Regions from separate parts of the Homo sapiens genome. Here region 2 is linked to region 1. The links are chromatin loops, found by intact Hi-C in ENCODE. Cell type or tissue: mesothelial cell of epicardium. All regions are shown on one strand. Each heading gives the region's core, and the rest is flanking DNA. Links, peaks and the distances in the headings are about the cores only. Region 1 has its middle 45 kb from the start of MAPK4. Region 2 has its middle 35 kb from the start of MRO.

What was found. Peaks named below come from ENCODE experiments on the same cell type or tissue, not always from the same donor. Only the 100,000 strongest peaks of a DNase experiment are listed, where the experiment ranks them.
Region 2: a loop joins it to region 1, with 8 times the contacts of the local background. A loop is called at or near these places in 63 of 110 quality-filtered maps.

The regions. Positions count from the first base shown.
Region 1 is chr18:50,513,365-50,516,288 of GRCh38, forward strand. No RefSeq gene overlaps it. Among named protein-coding and RNA genes, the nearest start is that of MAPK4, 45 kb to the right of the region's middle. In mesothelial cell of epicardium, for the core only: no CTCF peak of the experiment used is centred there; no DNase peak of the experiment used is centred there.
Region 2 is chr18:50,783,434-50,786,357 of GRCh38, forward strand. No RefSeq gene overlaps it. Among named protein-coding and RNA genes, the nearest start is that of MRO, 35 kb to the right of the region's middle. In mesothelial cell of epicardium, for the core only: no CTCF peak of the experiment used is centred there; a DNase peak (open chromatin) is centred at 1,538.

The DNA of each region.
Region 1 (2,924 bases), core at 94-2,593:
AAAAACCTACTAGAAAATTTGAATATAAAATTTACAGAAAAAGAAATACAAATTGTCAGCTGTATTTCAAGATAAAAATACAAAATAAAATGAGATGTCATTTTCACCTACAGATTGGCAAACATTAAAAGGTTTTGTAGTTTCCATTGTTAGCACCAGAGGAAGCATGATGTAAAGACTCATTTTGTAACCTTTTTGAGAGATAATTTGGTAATACCTATCAATCTAAAACATGTGAACTTTTACTAAGTAATCAGACTTCCAGGAATTTATCCTAAGGATGTACTAACAAAACTACCCAAAGATGTATACAAATTAATCAATAAGATTTTGGTTAAGTCAATTAAGAAACATCTTCACAGGTAGAATACCTTTGCAGCCATTGGGAATATTAGCCTCCCAGAGTGACAGCAGCTTGTGAAGGAGGGACTATGATCAGCATTCCCATTTTACAGCTGAAGAGGCTAAGAAACTATGACTCTTTTAATCAAATTGATACAAAACTAGGAAATGAAACTTAATATGTACTATTATTAGGTAGCAACTATCAAAGGGATATAAAAGAGTGAGCCATATCCATTACATGGGAAGCGTGGCTGGGCGGCCTCAGGAAACTTAAAATCACGGTGGAAGGCAAAAGGGAAGCAAGCATGTCCTTGCTTCTATACGTCCTAATATGTCCTAACATGAAAAGATATCCACGTTACTAAGTTAAAAAGAAAAAGTGCAATAAAAAAGTAGAGTGTGATCCTTTTTGTTTAAAAAAATACTATATATGCTTATGTATACAGAAACCTTCTGGAAAGATAAAAAATAACTAACAATGATAACTTCTAGAAAGTAGGCCTGGTGGTGGAGGTGGAAACCTAACATTCATTTTACATTCTACTCTACTGTTTGAACTATTTCACCATATACACTCATTTTGAAAAGGCGGTTTTAGTTAAATGAAAGCTTGGTTTGGTCCCACCATGTAACCTGATTTCCCCAAAACTTAATGTTATTTCCACCTATATTATTAGATTACAGCATCCACAAAATAAAATAATTACATCCTTTCTGGTGGGAGTTGGAAGCAGACTGAATATCCTTCCTGACAACTGGAATATCCCATAGATGGCAGACCCTGCCTCATAAGCTAGGGAGTTTCCACTATTTTCACAGGCTCCACAACCTTAAGACAAGGATAACAGAGAAAGGACTTTTTATTTGTGTAGGAGACTAAACAATCCTTAAGATTTTTTCAACTCTATGACGCTATAACTCTAATATTTACAAAAATGCGTTTAACATTCAGGATTTTGGAAATGTATCTACTCTATAAGACTTCTAGGGTCAGTCAAAATGACACAGGAGCCAATTTCAAAGGGCTCTCACTGGTCAAAGGTGGAGCATTTATTCATCAAAAAGAAAAATAAATGCAAGGGTTTCAAACACATAAAACCTATGCAATTCCCACAGGCCTATAATAATAAAAAGTAAAAGCATCATTGGTCATCTTTGGAGATTGCTCGGGTATCAACTCATTATACTGAGAATGGATAAATATGAAGGGAATCAAGCATTTATTCTGTCTTTCAAGATTTATCCTGATTTTCAGGGAAAGCAAAGAGTTTATGAGGAAAATTCTCCTTTATAAATGAATCATAGCTAATTATTGCAGGAACAACAGAATTAGAAAAATCAAAATTTTCAACCTTAAGAAAATGGTAGATATAGGCACTGCTCATTAATGGTTGCTAAAAATCATTCAGGTGAAAGGCATATAGGGAACCCCAGAATGGATGAGGATCCAGCTTCACCTGAACCTACTGATCAACCTCAGCATTGCTAAGTGGGACATCCAGTCATTAAGTGCATTCCGGGTACGATGTGATAGGGGAACACAGACCACTTCCCAGGAAGTATTCTTGCCCCTCCCCCAAATTGAGCCTAAAAATTGGAATTAAGCCTAATTCCAATCAAGTTTTAGATCCACCCAAGAAATACAGGAGGTAGTGGCACATGGTCAGCAATACCACAAAGATGCAGTCAGTCAAGGCCTCAACGTGGGAAATTCTAAACTGCACAATAAATTACCCAGTTTACTAAAAAAATAAGTGGCATACACAAAAAGAGGGAACTGCTGTGCGTTAAAAGAGACATGATAGCAAAATGCAGTGTACAGACCTTATTTGGATCCTGAGTTGAACATACCAACTATGAAAGACATTTTTTTCAACAGTCAGGAATACTTGAACATGAACTTTTAGATGATGTTGAGGAATGATTGTAAATGTTGTTGGTTGTGACATAGTTTCAGGGTTAAGTGTTTTTAAGTTCTTATCTCTTACAGATACACATTGTATTTATAGATGAAAGTATTTATAGATGAAATCTGATGTTTGAGATTTACTTTAAAATAATTCATTAAACATGTTGCAAAGAGTGCATAAAAAGAACAGGAGGCTGATGTTTTCGTACAGGGGATGGGGGGCTCTGCTGTCATGTGTTTTTGAAATTTTTCATAATAAAAATTTTAAAGATAAAAAAGACAGCCTATTCATGTAAAGCATCTCATATTGCACCTAGGAGGCACTCAACGTATTCGCTATAATCATAGTAACAGCACAGAAAAATATTCTACTAATTTTTACTGACAAAGTTAATAAAAGACATTGAAATTGATCATTATGATATGATTTTGTTAGTACAGACCTTAACTGGGGAGACGGACTGGATCAAGTAAAGGCTCTGACTCTCACTTTAACGTATTTACTCAATGTCTCAAATACTGCATATGAATAAGTTCTTGGACTATGAACAATAAACTTTTAAAAATAAAATTCTGAAGCTAGCAGCTTAAGTTTTTTGGTTTAATATTTCTAGATGACAGTGTATTTGGGGCATTTCCTGCTTAAATAACTTCTTTCTTCTTGTTAATA
Region 2 (2,924 bases), core at 335-2,834, 270 kb after region 1:
ATTAAATACCGCCTCACACTGACTAGAATGGACATAATTTTTTTAATGGAACATACGTGTTTGTGAGGACGTGGAGAAGTTGGAACCCTTGTACATTGCTGGCAGGAATGAAAAATGGTGAACCACTGTGGAAAACAGTTTGGTGGTTCAACATCGACTTACGATATGACCTGGCAATTCTACTCCTAGATATACACCCAAAAGACTTGAAAGCAGGGACTCAAACAGATACATGTATACTGATGTTCATAGCAGCTTTATCACAGCAGCCAAAGGTGAAAACGATCTAACTAGTGTTCATCAACAGGTGGATGGAGAAACAAAATGTGGTAAATCCATGCACAGAAATATTGTCCAGCATAAAAAGGAATGAGGTACTGATGCATGCTACAGTGTGGATGAACCTTAAAAACATGTTCAGCAAAAGAAGTCAGACACAAAGAAGGCCATATATTGTATGACTCCATTTATAAGAAATGTCCAGGACAGGTGAACCCATAGAGACAGAAAGCAGATTAGTGATTGCTAGGGACTAGGGGGAAGGGGAAAAGGGGAGTGACTGAATAAAGGGTACAGAATTTCCTTTGGAAGTAATAAAAATGTTCCAGAACTACATAGTAGTAAAGGCTGCACAAAATTATGAATGTACTAATGTCATTGAATTGTACACTTTTTTTTTTTAGACAGTCTTGCTCTTTTGCCCAGGCTGGAGTGCAGTGGCATGATCTCAGCTCGCTTGCAACCTCTGCCTCCCAGGTTCAAGCAGTTCATGTAGCTGAGATCACAGGTGTGCGCCACCATGCCTGGCTAATTTTTGTATTTTCAGTAGGGATGAGGTTTCACCATGTTGACCAGGCTGGTCTCAAACTCCTGACCTCAAGTGATCCGCCAGCCTCGGCCTCCCAAAGTGCTGGGATTACAGGTATGAGCCCATAATCAGTGTACATTTCATCCTAGCCTGAATTGTACGCTTTTAAATGGTTACATGATTAATGTTATATTATGTGAATTGTACACACCCCTCCTCCAAACACACACACACACACACACACACACACACACACACACACACAGAAGGGGCATGGCATGGATTCTGAAACAGTGAGGGGAAATTAGCCAGCCCAGGAAAGCAAGGAGAAGTGCTTCCCTTGGAGCAGCCCAAGCCAAGGTGAGTGGACTGGGCTGGGGCACCTCAGCAGTAGAAAGATACCTGTGGCCAGAGATACAGGAGGGCAGAGGCTACTGCTCCCATAGGACAAGGCAGTGTAATCCTTAGGCGATTAGCACAAAGCACATCAAAAGGCTTCAACAAATACCCATTTAAAGGCTGGAGATATGAATGAAAAGAAATTGCAAGCCTTTGCTATGAAGAGTGGTTCCCTCTCCTTCCCCTGCAACAGAACAAAGCCTTCCTTGGTGTGAGAATTCCAAGTGTGGTCTGGAGAGTCTAAACCTGTCTGTTGAAAGAATGGCTCTTAGAGGGTGAAAAGCAGGGATGTTGTCGCCCTCCTCTGGTCACTGAGCAGCTTTGGTGTCCCCCCCTCTGACTGAGGTGGCCACCACTGCTGTGAGTGCAGAACCCAGGGCTGGAGATGTTTGGCAGCCAAGGTACCGGGGCTGTGAAGGCAGCTGGCCCTCCACTCCCCACTCACCCCTCTACAAATTCTTTCTCAGTTACTCAGGAGGCTGAGGCGGGAGAGTGGCTTGAGCCCAGGAGGTGGAGGCTATAGAGAGCCATGATCAAACCACTGAACTCCAGCCTGGGTAACAGAACGAGATTCTGTCTCAAATTAATTAATAATATAAATAAGTTTTTAAAAATTAAAAAGGCAGCATGTAGACCAGGCGTGGTGGCTCACACCTGTAATCCCAGCACTTTGGGAGGTAGAGGCAGTGGATCACTTGAGGTCAGGAGTTCAAGACCAGCCTGGCCAACATGGTGAAACCTTGTCTCCACTAAAAATACAAAAATTAGCTGGGCATGGTGGTGCACACCTACCTGGGAGGCTGAAGCAGGAGAATCACTTGAACCTGGGAGGCAGAGGTTGCAGTGAGCTGAGATCGTGCCATTACACTTCAGCCTGGGTGACAGTGAGACTCCATCAAAAAAAAAAAAAAAGCATCATGTAAACGTGTAATGTTTCCACATCGATGTGAAAAAAAATACCTATATTCCAATGTGCTTATAAGTGCATAGAATATGTCTGGAAGGATAATGAAGAAACTAGGTAATGTGAAACTGGGTAATATGATTTTTCTGGGGAGAACTAAGGGACTAGGAAGACAAAGGCACACTTTAGTCAACACCCCCTTTTTGATTGTGGTAAAATATACATACATAAAATTTACCATTTTAACTGTTTTTAAGTGTACAGTTCAGTGGCATTGAGGACTGATATGGTTTGGGTGTGTGTCCCCGCGCAAATCTTGAGTAATCCCCAATGTTGGAGGTGGGGTCTGGTGGGAGGTGATTGAATCATGGGGGCAGATTTCTTCTTTAGTGCTGTTCTTGTGATAGTGAGTGAGTTATTATGAGATCTGGTTGTTTAAAAGTGTGTAGCGCATCCCCCCACACCTGACTCTCTTTTCCTCCTGCCCTAGCCTTGTAAGATGTGCCTGATTCCCCATCGCTTTCTGCCATGATAGGAAGTTTCCTGAGGCCTTCCCAGTCATGCTTCCTGTAGAGCCTGTGGAACTGTGAGCCAGTTAAACCTCTTTTCTTTATAAATTACCTAGTCAGGTATTTCTTTATAGCAGCATGAGAACAAACTAACACAAGCACACTCACATTGCTGTGTAAATATCAACACCACCCATCTCCAGAACTGTTTCATCTTCCCAAAGTGAAACTCTGTACCTATTAAACAATAACTCCCCATCCACCCTCCCCCCAGTCCTGGAAACCACCATTCTATTTTCCATCT